Regions from separate parts of the Homo sapiens genome. Here regions 2, 3 and 4 are each linked to region 1. The links are chromatin contacts, found by Hi-C or POLR2A ChIA-PET in ENCODE. All regions are on one chromosome and are shown on one strand. The core of a region is the stretch at or near the end of the contact, and the rest is flanking DNA. Distances in the headings are between cores, read along the strand shown. Region 1 holds the start of SPINT2 (serine peptidase inhibitor, Kunitz type 2). Region 2 holds the start of ACTN4 (actinin alpha 4). Region 3 overlaps SIPA1L3 (signal induced proliferation associated 1 like 3). Region 4 overlaps SIPA1L3 (signal induced proliferation associated 1 like 3).

Evidence for each region. A loop is a pair of places that touch in the nucleus more often than their neighbours do. ChIA-PET counts read pairs that join two places held with the same protein, here RNA polymerase II (POLR2A). Pooled maps may share reads with other maps.
Region 2: a loop to region 1 is called in a map of naive thymus-derived CD4-positive, alpha-beta T cell, with 26 times the contacts of the local background. The contact joins the promoter of ACTN4 here to the promoter of SPINT2 in region 1. A Hi-C loop is called at or near these places in 2 of 168 maps with a recorded cell type or tissue (ascending aorta and naive thymus-derived CD4-positive, alpha-beta T cell) and 8 of 50 pooled maps. POLR2A ChIA-PET finds 5 or more read pairs at or near these places in 4 of 52 experiments (K562, MCF 10A, OCI-LY7 and 1 more).
Region 3: a pooled map shows a loop between it and region 1 (3-fold over the local background). The contact joins the enhancer-like site here to the promoter of SPINT2 in region 1. A Hi-C loop is called at or near these places in 2 of 50 pooled maps. POLR2A ChIA-PET finds 5 or more read pairs at or near these places in 6 of 52 experiments (B cell, MCF 10A, RWPE1 and 2 more).
Region 4: a loop to region 1 is called in a pooled map, with 4 times the contacts of the local background. The contact joins the enhancer-like site here to the promoter of SPINT2 in region 1. A Hi-C loop is called at or near these places in 2 of 50 pooled maps. POLR2A ChIA-PET finds 5 or more read pairs at or near these places in 4 of 52 experiments (Panc1, WTC11 and activated T-cell).

The regions. Positions count from the first base shown.
Region 1 is chr19:38,262,843-38,266,606 of GRCh38, forward strand. SPINT2 (serine peptidase inhibitor, Kunitz type 2) reads left to right here and starts at 1,731. Exons shown (of 7, transcript NM_021102.4): 1 at 1,731-2,156. The coding sequence starts at 2,051. RefSeq lists enhancers at 1-221, 362-1,279 and a silencer at 1,436-1,755.
Region 2 is chr19:38,645,924-38,649,687 of GRCh38, forward strand. ACTN4 (actinin alpha 4) reads left to right here and starts at 1,726. Exons shown (of 21, transcript NM_004924.6): 1 at 1,726-1,984. The coding sequence starts at 1,823. RefSeq lists silencers at 1,566-1,755, 1,986-2,065, 3,249-3,447, 3,406-3,700 and an enhancer at 3,406-3,700.
Region 3 is chr19:37,926,143-37,929,906 of GRCh38, forward strand. All of the region lies in intron 1 of SIPA1L3 (signal induced proliferation associated 1 like 3), which reads left to right. Among named protein-coding and RNA genes, the nearest start is that of SIPA1L3, 21 kb to the left of the region's middle. RefSeq lists a silencer at 72-141. Within about 2 kb of position 2,059, at least 5 of the 41 ENCODE cell types and tissues checked have a DNase peak (open chromatin) inside an H3K27ac peak, as active enhancers do; they include B cell, where a contact is called at or near this core.
Region 4 is chr19:38,001,832-38,005,595 of GRCh38, forward strand. All of the region lies in intron 1 of SIPA1L3 (signal induced proliferation associated 1 like 3), which reads left to right. Among named protein-coding and RNA genes, the nearest start is that of SIPA1L3, 97 kb to the left of the region's middle. RefSeq lists enhancers at 1,650-2,181, 2,588-2,707. Within about 2 kb of position 1,625, at least 36 of the 41 ENCODE cell types and tissues checked have a DNase peak (open chromatin) inside an H3K27ac peak, as active enhancers do; they include Panc1, where a contact is called at or near this core.

The DNA of each region.
Region 1 (3,764 bases), core at 481-2,980:
CTTCCAAGCCTTGACGGCTCAGCACATACTTCTCTGTTTTCATGCTCAAGCCTAGGTTTAGTAGGCCTGAGTGGCAGTGGGAGATTCAAGTGCTGGGGGAGACCTTTGGCCTCACATTCAGATTCCACCTTGAGTCCCATGATCTCATTGCAAGGTTAGACTTCCATTGTTTAAGGTAAATACCATTTTGATAACTCAGTTACGGCTTTTCATGTATTATTATGCTAGGAGGGAGGCTGAAGAGTGGGAGTGGCCCTGGCTCCTGAACACACTATTCTCTTTCCTGCCTGAAGGCCTCCGCATGTGCCATTCCTGATTCTTGGAATGTTTGTCCCTTGGCCTTTATCATCCTTCAGAGTTCATTATCAAAGCCACCCCTCACAAAGCCCTTCCTCCGCCACCCCATTCAAAAGATCTCTTGTTATTTTCCATCCCAGCCCCTGATTCCTTTTCTGTATAGCACTGTCAAAGTGTTTTCAGGCCAGGTGTGGTGGTTCACGCCTGTAATACAACACTTTTGGAAGGATGAGACAGGAGGATCCCTTGAAGCCAGGAGTTTGAGACCAGCCTGGGCAACATAGCAAGTCCCCTGTCTCCACAAAAAATTTAAAAATTAGCTGGATGTGGTGGCTCACATCTGTAGTCCCAGCTACTTGGGAGGCTGAGGTGGGAGGATCCCTTGAGCCCAGGAGGTCAAGGCTGCAGTGAGCCAAGATCACTCCATTGCACTCCAGCCTGGGCAACAAGAGCAAAACTTCCATCTCAAAAAAAAAAAAAAAAAGAAATAATCTAAAAGTGTTTTCAATAATAATGCATTTATGTTGATTACCTTGTTGGCTATCCTCTACTCGTGTGCCTGCCCCACTCCATTCCCCTTTCTAGAGTCTGTTCACGTAACTCCTCTTCCAGGAAGCCCTCTTTGACTCCCAGGCTTGGTCAGGTGTCTTCTCTGGGTTTCCCCAGGGGCTTCCTTCCTCTCAATTCTGATGCTGCCTGTGCTAAGTATTTGTCTCCATATCTGTCCTGAGAACCTTGGAGCCAGGGCTCGGGGCTGTTTTTGCATGGGCCTATCACCTCCTCCAGGAAGCCCTCCTTGGCCCTCTCTCAGGCTGGATGGGAAAGCTGTCTGGGCTCCCATCATGCCCTGGTTTTCTAGCGACCCAGCCTCTGATCCCTAAGCTTGGCCTTCCCCATCACAGCTTTCATCACTTTGTGCTAAGCTTCCGCTATCACTACTCTGGGCCGTTCCTGTTTGGTGACTCAGGGACCAGTCTGGCATGGCCACCGCTGGGTCCCCAGCATTAAGCCCTGGAGCATGAGCCCAGTGAACTTTGAAATTCAGGAAGGAATTCACAGGAAAGCTGCGGCGAGGCGGGCAGAAAACCACAGGCTTCCAAGAAACGCGTGTCTGCCGCCCCCTCCTCCCACCCTGAGGCCAGTCCTAGAGCGAAGGCCCTCCTCCGACGTCGTCACCAAGCCCAAGGGAAGGGTGGCAGGTGCTCAGCGGGCAGACGCCCCGCCCCGCCCCGCCAGGTTCTGTTGGGGGCGAGGCCCGCGCAAGCCCCGCCTCTTCCCCGGCACCAGGGGCGGGCCCAGGTGCGCCCAGGGCCGGGGAGCGGCCGCGCAGGTGCCTGCCCTTTGCGCCTGCGCCCAGCTCGCCCTGCCTAGCCAGGTGCGCCCCGCCCCCTGCCTGCCCGGCCACCTTCGGGAGCCGCTTCCAATAGGCGTTCGCCATTGGCTCTGGCGACCTCCGCGCGTTGGGAGGTGTAGCGCGGCTCTGAACGCGCTGAGGGCCGTTGAGTGTCGCAGGCGGCGAGGGCGCGAGTGAGGAGCAGACCCAGGCATCGCGCGCCGAGAAGGCCGGGCGTCCCCACACTGAAGGTCCGGAAAGGCGACTTCCGGGGGCTTTGGCACCTGGCGGACCCTCCCGGAGCGTCGGCACCTGAACGCGAGGCGCTCCATTGCGCGTGCGCGTTGAGGGGCTTCCCGCACCTGATCGCGAGACCCCAACGGCTGGTGGCGTCGCCTGCGCGTCTCGGCTGAGCTGGCCATGGCGCAGCTGTGCGGGCTGAGGCGGAGCCGGGCGTTTCTCGCCCTGCTGGGATCGCTGCTCCTCTCTGGGGTCCTGGCGGCCGACCGAGAACGCAGCATCCACGGTGAGGGCCGGGCGGGTAGGCTGGAGGCGGGGCGCAGGGGGCAGAGGCTCGGGGGTCAACGGGGGTCTGAGCAGGGAGAACTGGCGGGGGAGGAAACTGGGGGCTACTTGATGGCGTTCAGCGGGTGTGGTGGAACCAGCCCTGGAGGATTGAGCCTTGAAATGAGGTTTGGGAGCCTTCGACAGCGAAGACGGGCGGAGGAGCGAGGGTTAGGAGAGTTTCCTTCGGGTGGAGGAAGAGTCAAGGGGTATTGACCAAGAAGGCGTGGCACTGCCCCTTCCTGTGGCAAGAACGGGGTGAGGAGCCGAATTGAAGACCAGCCTTCTCCTGGCGGTGGAAAGTTCCATGGCCAAAGCTCAGGGAGAGGCCAGGCCTGTGAGATGGTGGGGGTTGGGTTGGGTGACCTGGTGGCCGTTTTAGACTCGGAAGAAGCCCATCTCACCCCTGCCTCTTTGGAGATTGGACAAGAGCCTCCCCTGAAGTTTTTGTAGTTGAGTTGCAGTAAAGTAGGTGCCCGAGAAGGAGGGAGCAAGAAAGGAAACAAGCTTTGGGGAAGAGGAAGCTCTGCTAAGGCTCGAGAGAGTATTGGCGTTGAGCAGCTGGTGTTGGGGTCTTTGGATTGGCCCTTAGAAGTCGGTGGTGAATAAGGTGATTTAAACTTCTACACTCTTAAGGAAGTGTGGTCTGAAAGGTCTCTTTGAACAAGTGTTGTTATAACCTTAACTGCTTCAGACAAGCACCAGCGTGTTTTGAAAAGAGCTCTCTTGAAAGCAAGAATTCATTGATTCAGCAAAACTTACTGAGGCCCTGCTACGTGTCAGGCACTGGCGCTGGTTATAACAGTTAACTCAGACTAGCTGGGTTCCTGCATTCACAGAGCTAATATTCCAGTGGGAGAGGCAGAGCTAGTGAAGGTTTAAAAAGCACTTGCCATGAGATTAAGTTACTGAGAATTAAATGAACCAGGTGAAGTACACCAACAGGGTGACGTAAGATGTTGGGGGCGGCTTTAGCTCAGGTGGTCGGGGGACGTCTCCGTGAGGAGGGTGACATCTGAGCTCTAACATGAAGAATGAGGCAGTAGCCACACGGAGACCTGGGGGACCAGTGTCCAGTTGCAGGCAATAGAGTACAAAGGCCTTGAAGCTGGAACAAGCTTGGTTGGGTTCAGGGAAAAGACAGAGCCAGCCTGGCTGGAGCAGGCGTGAAGGAGGGGAGGACTGGAGGAGGATGGGAGGTGGGAGAGGTTGGCTGCAGCCAGATGGCCTAGGGCTTTATAGACAGGTGCTGGTGCTTGAACCCGGGAGGCGGATGTTGCAGTGAGCCAAGATCGCGCCACTGCATTCCAGCTTGGGCAACAAGAGTGAAACTCCCATCTCAAAAAAAAAAAAAGAAGGCCGGGTGATGTGGCTCATGCCTGTAATCCTAGAACTTTGGGAGGCCAAGGCGGGCAGATCACTGGAGGCCAGGAGTTCAACACCACCCTAGGCAACATGATGAAACCCCGTCTCTACCAAAAATACAAAAATTAGCTGGGCATGGTGGTGCACACCTGTAGTCCCGGCTACTCGGGAGGCTGAGGCAGGAGAATCGCTTGAAGCCCAGAGG
Region 2 (3,764 bases), core at 476-2,975, 380 kb after region 1:
GGATTACAGGCATGAGCCACTGCGCCCGGCCATTTATTTTTAATGTAAACATTTTTTTGTAGAGATGAGATCTTGTTATGTTACCCAGTCTGGCCTCAAACTCTTGGGCTCAAGCACTCTTCCAGCCTTGACTCCCCAGAGTGCTGGGATTGCAAGAGTAAGCCACCAGTGCCTGGCTGAATATTTAAATTTAAGATGCTTCCTGATGCAGTGGCTCGCACCTTTGTTTAAATGTCTGCCTTCTCCATGAAGCCTACCTGAGTAGTTTATTTGCATTCCAGCCCATGCTTGATTTTTCTCCAAATACTCAACACCTTGGAATATACAATACTACCTATTTTTTACTTTTATGTATATTTTTGAGACAGGATTTCGCTTCTGGAGTGCATTGGTGTGATCACAGCTCACTGCAGACTGGAACTCCTGGGCTCAAGTGATGTCCCTTCCTCAGCCTCCTGAGTAGCTGGGACTACAGGTGCACACAGCCATGCCCAGTGAATTTTTACATTTCTTGTAGAGACAGGTTCTTGTTATGTTGCCTAGGCTGGCCTTGAACTCTTGGGCTCAAGCCATCCTCCCGCCTCAGCTTCCCAAAGTGCTGGGATTACAGGTGTGAGCCCCTGTGCCTGTCTACATATTTTTTAAAATTTTGAGTGTTGAGGCCAGGCGCAGTGGCTCATGCCTGTAAGCCCAGCACTTTGGGAGGCCGAGGTGGGCGGATCACCTGAGGTCGGGAGTTTGAGACCAGCCTGACCAACATGGAGAAACCCCGTCTCTACTAAAAATACAAAATTAGCCAGGAGTGGTGGCACATGCCTGTGATCCCAGCTACTCGGGAGGCTGAGGCAGGAGAATAGCTTGAACCTGGGAGGCGGAGGTTGCAGTGAGCCCAGATCACGCCATTGCACTCCAGCCTGGGCAACAAGAGCGAAACTCCGTCTCAAAAAAAAAAATTTGTGTGTTGGTTGGGCGCGGTGGCTCACGCCTGTAATTCCAGCACTTTGGGAGGCTGAGGCGGGAGGATCGCTTGAGCTCAAGAGTTCAAGACCAGCCTGGCCAACATGGTGAAACCCCGTCTCTACTAAAAAAATACAAAAATTAGCCGGGTGTGGTGGAGCATGCCTGTGTTCCCAGCTACTCGGGAGGCTGAGGCAGGAGAATTGCTTGAATCCGGGAGGCGGAGGTTGCAGTGAGCCGAGATCGCGCCACTGCACTCCAGCCTGGGAGACAGAGCGAGACTCCGTCTCAAAAAATAATAAAAATAAAAGTAGATTTGTGTGTATGTGGCTTCCTTTACTAGAAGGTAGTTTCATGAAAGTTGGGATTTTTTTCTGTTTTTAGTGCCTGCGTAAAACATAGTCTGGCACAGAATAGGTGTTCAATAAATATTTGTTGAATTTGTGTCGCTGAATGGGAACCCGGTGCAGTGCATTCCAAGCCTGAGCTGGTTCAGGTCCGATGGCGGGGCCTGCCCTTATGAATCATTCATGATCTGGCCCCGCCCATACGCGAACGACGCGCGCGTTCACGCCGGAGAGGGGGCGCGGCTCGCCCCCGGGCTGAGTCGGGCGGCCAGGAAGCGGGACTCTGCGCAGGCGCCAAGCTCCGGAGCGCGGCCTTGGTGCCTTTTCTGGTTTGGCAGGCGCGCGCGCGCGGGAGGGCGGCAACCTCGGCGCTGTGCGCAGGCGCGGCGGGCAGTGCGCAGGCGCGGGCGGAGGGCGGGCTGAAGCAGCTGAAGCGGCGGTAGCGGCGGCGGCTCGGGCAGAGGGGCGGGAGCTGAGGCGGGAGCGGACAGGCTGGTGGGCGAGCGAGAGGCGGCGGAATGGTGGACTACCACGCGGCGAACCAGTCGTACCAGTACGGCCCCAGCAGCGCGGGCAATGGCGCTGGCGGCGGGGGCAGCATGGGCGACTACATGGCCCAGGAGGACGACTGGGACCGGGACCTGCTGCTGGACCCGGCCTGGGAGAAGCAGCAGCGCAAGGTGCGCGGCCCGCGGGCCGGACGGGCTGGAGGGGCTTTTCTGAGGGGGCCCGGGGAGGGGTGGGAGGTCCTGAAAGGTAACTGGAGCGTCTGTGATGGGAACGGGGGGGTCCCGAGAAGGAATTGGCGGGTCCGGGAAGGGAATTGGAGTCCTGAGGAGGAATCGCCGAGCTAGAGGAAGGAATTGGGAATCTGAAAAGAGAATTGGCGGCTGGGTGGGGAATATGGGAGTCAAATAAAAGGAATCGGGAAGGCTGATGAAGGATTTGGAGGGTCTGGGCGTGCCATTAGGGGAAACCGAGGAGATGACTGGGCAGGCTGAAATGGAACTGGGATCCGAGGCGGGCTTGAAGGGTCGGAGCATGGGTTGGGGGTGCTGGGAGGAGAATCAGGGGAGGCTGAGAAGGGAATTTCTGGGTCTGGGAAGTGTGAGGAGGAGCTTGAGTGTGGAGGGGTTGGTTATTTGGAGAGCAGAAAGATCTGAAGGAGATTGGAATTGGGGGAGCCTCAGGTTGGGGGAGTTATAAAGGGGATGAAGAATCAAGTGTGAGGATGGAGTGGAGATTGTGGGGTCTGAAGACGGGTGGGAAGACTAGGGAGGCTGGGAAGATGAAAACAGGGGCTAAGGGTAGAATTGAGCATGAAAAGACATGGGCTTAGGGTGTGAGGAGGGTAGAGGTGCCAGGACTGGGGGTCTGAGGAGGGTGGGGTGCGGAAGGAAGAAGTTAAGGGGCCCGTGAATCAGACGTTTTTGAAGGGGGTGAGATTTATTTGTGGTGCCCTGTTCCAAAGGGGAGAAGATTAAGAGATAGGAGGAATAATAAGAGGAATTGATGAGGGATGGAGAAGCCGAAGTAGAGGGGATACGGAGAGTGGGGATAATTTGGGGAGGGATTTCTAAAGAATTGATGGGAAGCTGAAAAGCTAAAGCGTTGGAGAGAATGAGGAAGTGTAGAGGGAGAAGGTGAGATCGGTGGGAGGGAGGGTGAGCTGGAATGGTGGATAATGGGAGAGAGGTTCGTTTAGGAAAATGAAAGTCTCATTAGAAAGGGAATGCGTAATGGATAGACTGAGAAAGGAATTTGAGGAGGGGGTGCTGGCTCCTGGAGGTGCAGTCCCGGGACTGGAGAGCGTGTGTGTGTCGTGCAGGCAGAATGAGTTTGGGGAGGAAGCGTTGAGAGTGTCCAGGAAGAATTGTGTCTTTTTTGGAGAGACCGGAGGTAGGTGAAGGGATCCTGAAGCAGAGACTGTGTTCAGGTGGCACTGTTTTTTTGGGGGGCGGGGGGGGCAACTTGGTAGGGCCCCACAGCAGTGAAAAGGTGATCAGAAGTGGAGTGGGATCCCCGAGCGAGGTGTCAGTGTCTGTGGGGGGGGGATAAATCCAGTGTGGTTGAGGGGGGAGCTCTGAGTGTGTGCAGGAAGAGCTAAAGAAAGGAGCGTGGTGAGTGGGTGTGTGTGGGGGGAAGGGGTTGTTCAGAAGTTTTGTGCGTGAAATGGGTGGGAGGTACTTGAAGTTGGAAGCATTTCGTGGGATCTGGAGATCTGGATTTTCTTTCCAGATTTGTTACTGATTCGCTCTGTGGCCTTGGACAAGACCCTTGAACTCTCCGGGCAGTTTTGTTATCTGCAAAATGCAAAGGGATCCGAGGGTTCCCTGCGGTGATTCTGTTAATAAAGAGGGATGTGTGTAGAGTTGGGACTTTGGACAGGGCTCTGAAGGTTTGGGAGAGTGAGTTTGGTGGAGATTTTTCAGGAACAGGCTACAGGGCTTTGAGTGGTGA
Region 3 (3,764 bases), core at 809-3,308, 340 kb before region 1:
TTCCTTTCAGGAACATGAGGAATTTGGCCAATCCTTTCTTGCTGTGAGGGTTGGTAGTCCTCCCCCGATTCCTCCTGCATCTCACCATCCTCTTTCAGTGACAGGCCCAACAGTGCCTGTAACACCAGGGCGTGAAAACCCCTGCCCTACTTGTGGCCTCAAACCAGGGCTTGCTATTAAGCCCAGCAAGAGGCTGCCCCTTTTCCACGGGGACCTCACCTGGCTTCTGATGTTCGTCACTTTGGCTTTCTGCGTCTTGGTGCCACCAGTTTTGAAATCACAGCTCCCAGAGGGAGGGGCACCCGCGGACTCTTGCTGGGTGTTTGGTGTGACTCACATGGTGGGGGTGCTCTCTGGAACCCGTGGGCATTCTGCATCAGTCACCCATCAGAGTAGCTGGCAGAGCACCCAGCTTGAGGTGTCTGTGGGAATCTCTGCGGGGACCAGGTGGCTCAGGCTTGGGGAGGGGGCCTGAGGAGCCGTGCACCTCCCTGTAGCGATGGGAGACTTGCAAGTCGTTGTGGAACCAGGGCACTGGCCTCGGTCCTGTGGGAGCGGGTGGGGGTGAAATAACCTTAAAGGAGATATGGCGCCAACTTTGGAAGAGCTCAGTCGGGAAGTTGTGTCAGTTGGTAAGCCTTTGGCTGCAAACAGTAGTAACAGCATCAGCAGCAACAACTGCAGCAGCAAGTAGGCAATGTATGTAGCGTCTGCTGCATGCAAGACACTGTGCCGGGCCCTTCACATGAAGCCACTCCTTTAAGCCTCCCGACAACCCTGGAAGATATTATTCTCCCTTTGCAGATGAGGTAACTAAATTTGAATAACTTGTTCAAGGTCAGGCAGCTAAAAAAAGGTGGTGGCATGATTTTTTTTTTTTTAGATTCAGAGGGTACATGTGAAGGTTTGTTACATGAGTATATTGTGTGATGCTGAGGTTTGGGGTACAGATCCTGTCACTCAAATAGTGAACAGAGTACCCAATAGGTAGATTTTCTTTTCCTTTTTTTTTTTTTTTTGAGATGGAGTCTCGCTCTGTCACCCAGGGTGGAGTGTAGTGGCGCAATTTCAGCTCAGTGCAACCTCCGCCTCCCGGGTTTAAGCAATTCTCCCTACCTCAGCCTCCCGAGTAGCTGGGATTACAGGTGCCTCCACCAACCATGCCCGGCTAAACTTTTTTGTATTTTTTAGTAGAGATTGGATTTTGCCTTGTTGGACAGGCTGGTCTTGAACTCCTGACCTCAGGTGATCCACCCACCTTGGTCTCCCAAAGTGCTGGGATTACAGGCGTGAGCCACTGCGCCTAGCCCCCAGTAGGTAGATTTTCAACCCTTGCCCCATTCCTTCTTGGTTTTTGGAATTCTCAGTGTCTGTTGTTCGTGTGTGTGTGTGTGTGTGTGTGTGTGTGTGTGTGTGTGTACGTACCCAATGTTTAGCTCCCACTTAGAAGTAAGAACATGGGGTGTGTGTGTATATGCAATGTTTAGCTCCCACTTAGAATAAGAACATGGGGTGTGTGTGTGTGTGTGTGTGTGTGTGTGTGTGTGTGTATGCAATGTTTAGCTCTCACTTGTAAGAACATGGGGTGTGTGTGTGTGTGTGTGTACGTGTACGCAATGTTTAGCATCCCACTTAGAAGTAAGAACATTGGATATTTGGTTTTCTGTTTGTGCATTCATTCACTTAGGATAATGGCCTCCAGCTACATCCATGTTGCTGCAATAGACATGATTTCATTCTTGTTTAATGGCTGTGTAGTATTCCATGGTATATATGTACCACATTATCTTTGTCCAGTCCGCTGTTGATGGGCATCCGGGTTGATTCCCTGGCTTTGTGGGTTGATTCACATGCTATCGTGAAGAGTGCTGCGATGAACGTAGGAGTGCAGGTGTCGTTTGGTAGAATGGTTCCTTTTCCTTTGGGTAGATACCCAGAAATGGGATTGCTGGGTCGAACGGTAATTCTATTTTTAGTTCTTTGAGGAATCTTCAAACTGCTTTCCCCAGTGGCTGAGCTAATTTACATTCCCACCAACAGTGTATCAGCATGGTGACGTGATTTGGATTCAGGCAGTCTGACTCCAGAGCTGTATCTTAACTCTAAAGCTCTGTGTGCTACTGCAGTGGTTTTCAAACCCGAGCAAGACCAGGTGTGGTGGCTCACATCTGTAATCCCAGCACTCTGGGAGGCCGAGGCAGGTGGATCATTTGAGGCCAGGAGTTCGAGGCCAGCCTGGGCAACATGGTAAAACCCCATCTCTACTAAAAATGCAAAAATTAGCCGGGTGTGGTGGCACATACCTGTGGTCCCAGCTATTCGAGAGGCTGAGGCAGGAGAATTGCTTGAACCTGGGAGGCTCTGAGAGGTTGCAGTGAGCCAAGATCATGCCACTGCACTCCAGCCTGCGCAACAGAATGAGTGAGACTCCGTCTCAAAAAAAACAAAAAACCCTAGCAAGGATCAGAATCCCCAGAGGGCTAGGTAAAACACAGATTGCTGGGCCCCATCTGATTCTGTAAGTTCCTGATTCTGTAAGTCTAGCTTGAGAATTTGCATTTTGTGGTGACACTGGTGCCCCTGGTCCAGGAAGCACGTTTTGAGAACCATGAGCTACTGTAATAGGAAGCCCAAATGAAATTGGCCTGAAATAACGAGATTTATGATCTCATATAACAAAGAAGCCTGTAGGTAGGCAGCACAGCAGCACAGGAGTTGACTAAGCAGTTCCACAATGCCTGCAGGGACCCCATCCCTCTCCTTCAAGCCACTCTGCCATCCATGGTGTGTCTCCTGTGTCCCTAGGCTCCCTGCATGGCCACAAGATGACTGCCAAGGCTCCAGTTGGCACACACTGACAGTGCCACATCCAGCAGCAGAAAGAGGGCATCTCTCACTTGCTGTGTATCTCTTTAAGAGTGAGGAAACCTTTCATTGATTCCCTGCCTCCCAGATTTCCCTCATATCTCATTGGCCAGCATGGTGATATGTGACCCTGCCCAGAGAAACCAGCCAAGGGCCAATTAGGATTGACCCTCTGGGGCTGGGGCTGGGGCTGGGGCTGGAGCCGGGGCCAGCCTTACCTGAAGTAGGTAGCACAGGGAGGAGAGTGGCTACAGGAATGAAATCAGAGTACCATTTAGGAAAGGACTGGGAAAGGGGGAGGGATATTGGGTAGGCAGACAATTGGTTTTGCTGCAGAAATAAGTGGAACACAGGGAAAGCATAATGCCCATGCATTTTTGTCATCGTGCTTACCAGCTTTGTTTTGTAATTACCTGAATCAGGACTTAGCTTTTTGTTCTCTAATCATGCCCACCTTTGAAACTGTGCACAAAGTCCCAGTACCACAAGAACTCTGAATCTTGTTGGAATACCAAGTATTCTGTCTGGCAATTCAGGGAAACTTGAGTTGGGTGATGAGGCAGCAGTCTGAAGGTTAGAGTGCGAGGTCTTTGAGAGCACTCACTCACTCTGCCCAGAAACACCTGGGTCTCACCCATCTCTCTGCTCCTGACTCCCTCCCCCCTCCTCCTACCCTTCCTTGCAAAGGCTGTTTCCCCCTCTGAGGGCTGTTCTTGGATGAAAGGAGAGGATGCCAGTCAAGTGCTTACCCCCAGGGGCCAGCGCATGGTAAGTACTTAAGAACGTGGCCTCTGCTATTAACATATTAAATGTGACTTTTTATGTATGTATGTCTGTATCTATGTATGTATGTATGTGTTTGTTGTTTTTAGAGACAGTCTTGTTCTGTCACCCAGGCT
Region 4 (3,764 bases), core at 375-2,874, 260 kb before region 1:
ATTTTTTTTATATTTTATAATTAGCTTTAGCTTGATTGTGGTGATTTTGTCACAATGTATATGTATATACAAGTTGTCCACCTTAAGTATGAACAGTTTTTATTTGTCAGTTATACCTTTAAGGAAACTGTAAAAAAGAAAATATGCACAACTCATTTAGTAACCTAGAAGTCAAGTGTTTAATTTTCTGAAATTTTATTATGCCCAGTTACATTACTGATAGATATAGTTACCAAAAAAATGTACCTTACGTGTGCAGTTCAGTGGCATTCAGTACATGCACATGGTTGTGCATCCATCATCATCCATCCACAGAACATTTTTCATCTTGTAAACTGAAACTCTGTCTCTGAAAAACAATATTCTCCATCCCCAAGACCCCAGTCCCTGGAAGCCACCTTTCTATTTTCTGTCTCTATGAGATTGACGAATGTAAGTGTCTCCTATGAGTGGAATCATCCGGTATTTGTCCTTTTGTGGCTGGCATATTTTATTTAGTATCATGTCTTTAAGGTTCATTCATGTTGTATATATCAGAATTTCCTTCCTTTATGAGGCTAAATAATATTCCAATTCATATTTAAGGCTAAATAATAATGATATGTATATATCACATTTTGTGGCCAGGTGCGGTGGCTCACACCTGTAATCCCAGCACTTTGGGAGTCTGAGGCGGGCGGATCACAAGGTCAACAGATTGAGACCATCCTGGCCAACATGGTGAAACCCTGTCGGTACTAAAAATACAAAAATTAGCTGGGAGTGGTGGCGTGCGCCTGTAATCCCAGGAGGCAGGAGAATCGCTTGAACCTGGGAGGCGGAGGTTGCAGTGAGCTGAGATCACGCCACTGCACTCCAGCCTGGTGACAGAGCGAGACTCCATCTCAAAAAAAAAAAAAAAAAAAAAAAAAAATTTATATGTATATATATATATCTCACATTTTGCTTATCTATTTATCTGTTGATGGACACTTGGGATGCTTCTACCTTTTGGCTATAGTGAATAATGCTGCTGTTAACACTGGTGTGCTGGCAGGGCACAGTGGCTCATGCCTGTAATCCCAGCACTTTGGGAGCCAAGACAGGTGGATCACTTGAAGCCAGGAGTTCGAGACCAGCCTGGCCAATGTGGTGAAACCCGATCTCTACTAAAAATACAAAAAAATTAGCCAGGCGTGGTGGCATGCTGCTGTAGTCTCAGCTACTCGGGAAGCTGAGGCATGAGAATGGCTTGAACCCAGGAGGTGGAGGTTGCAGTGAGCCGAGTTCACACACTCCAGCCTGGGCAACAGAGTGAGATTCCATCTCAAAAGATAAAATAAAAATAAGACTGAAAACAGGAGAGTTTATTCAGTAAACATCAACTGAAGACCCTACTCTGGGCCAGGCACCAATGAGCAAGGCAGGCACAGCTCCTCCCTGGTGGAGCCCACAGCCAGGGAGAAAACACAAGAACCGCAGAGCCATATGGATAAGTACTGTGTTCTGCGTGCTCTGAAGAAGAATGGGATTTTTCAAGCTGTAGTACAGGGAGATTCACAGAGGCTCCCCAAGGAAGTATAGTTTAAGTGTCATTTTCTGGGTGCAAATGGAAAACGTGAATTTGGTGTATGTCTCTAGATAAGCCCCACTTCTGAATGATTCCGGCTGTGGGCAGGGATCCCCAGATGGGCGTTGCTATGGAAGCAGCTTGCACCTCTCACTTCCTGACTTGAGTTTATTTCCGAGTTTCCCGTGCCACCGCCAGTTCCCAGCTGTAAATACAGACGTGGCAGGGTCCCTTTTTCCTGCTGCCTCGTAGCTGCCCAGAGAACGGATGTGGCTGGAATCCAGCCCAGGAGCCTCCTCCCGAGAGAGCTCGTTGTGGAACCTGCCATGTGGCGGTTTCTCTTCCATCCCGCCTCTTTCCTTTGTCCTCTCTCGGGACTGTGCCAGCGTGCCCCAGCCTGTGTTTTGAAACTTTAGACCCCAGCTTGTATTTGGTAGAGAAATGAGCTCATGAGGGCTTCCTCCGCCACCCAGCAACCGGGAAGTTGAGTCAAATCTCTTTCATTTCAGATCCATCCCCCACCCCCACCCCCAGGCCAGATTTGCCACCCTTCTGACAGAAACTGGGTTAGCTGTTCTCTGGGACTGTTTGTGAGGAGGGGACTTGTTGACCTGAACAAAGGAACTACAAACAAGACAGGGGAGGGATGTGGCTGATTGCTCACTGGGATTGGGACTTTTCAGCTACCCTTCAGTGCTTTCGAATAGTAATTGCTAACGTGTTGAGAATTTACAGTGTGCTAGACAGTCTTTAAATCACTTTTAATCCATTTAACAGCTCAATCAAGTGTATATAATTATCCCCATTCTAGAGCTGGGGAGGCGGTGGGCAAGTTCGGCAAGTTGAGTCATTGGCCAAATTCCTGTACTGCAGCAATTTAGGCAAAAAGTGGGCATTTAACCAGAGGCTCCTGGGGCGGCCCAGAGACCTGAAGAAAGCCTCAGGACCAGTCAGTTACTTGGTTGCAAGTAACAAAAACACCAACTCAAATAGACATAAATTTTAGGGGAAAGGATTGGCTCATTCAACTGGAAAGCCCAGAGGTGGGGCAGATGTCTGGGCTGGCTGGTCCAGGAGCCTGGGGCTATTGCCAGTGACCCATTTTCCTTCTGTCTCTTTATTGTTCCCTCTGATGTCAGTGTCATCCTCAAACGTGGCTCCCCTGAAAGTTGCACACCAGCTGCCAGGACCCGCTCAGGCTTGTGTCCTTATCCCTGTCCTGAAAGAAAAAGAAGGTATCTGTCCCGAACTATCATGCAAAACCTCAGAGCTCCTGTCTGATTGGACTAGCACTGGTCATGTGATCTTCCCCGAACCAATCACTAATAAGAGGGGTGAGCTCACACTAGCAGGCTGGTTGCAAAACCTGCCATAGAGGAAGGGCGGGCTGGGTGCTGGGATTGGAACCAGGACACACATGCCACTGTATCTGCATTCTCTTCCTCACTTGTTCACTCCCCACCTCTAGATCTGCGTTATTCATTCTCTTATATTCAGTCTGTCTTTCTGCTTTGTATTCTACTGGACAGGAAGCCTGGCCATCACAGACTGCTGAGCAATACACGTTTCAGTACAGGCCCCCAGAGAGAGTCACCGCATGTTCTCTCAGCCCGAGTCCAAAACAACCCGAGGAGTGGAGGATGTCTCCCTCCGGACTAACCGGGGCCGAGGAAAGGGTTCTTTTGACAGGCTCAGCTGAGTCAGATGTCCCCCACCCACCCCCGGCCAATCAGCTACAGGCAGGGATGAAGTCATTGCTCCCTCTGTCCCCTGCCACGTGCCTACTATAACATCTTCATAGGACCTCTAAGCTGGAATCATTTAAGCAGGATGCCAAAGGACAGCAATTGGGCCACACTTCTTGACTGTAGTGACACTAAAACCTCATTGCAACTCTCTACAGGAAGGCCAGCTCTTCAGTGTGGCCCCCCAGACCCTGCTTGCTCTGGCCCCTGCCTGCCACCCGCCCCCACTCCCGCCTCATCCTGCAGATCCCTGTGCACTGCGCTCCAGCTGCTGGGCCTGCCTTCCTTGAATGCACCATGTCTTCGCCTTGCTCCTGGGCTGCTTTCTTGGTTCTCCCACCGTGCTGCCCACTACCCCTGCCCTTCTGGCCTGGCTGATGCCGACTCCTCCTTCAGATGTCTCCTTCAACACACTCCCAGGGGGTTGCTCCGAAGCCCACCCCGCCCTTCTTCCCTGAGCTACTCATCTG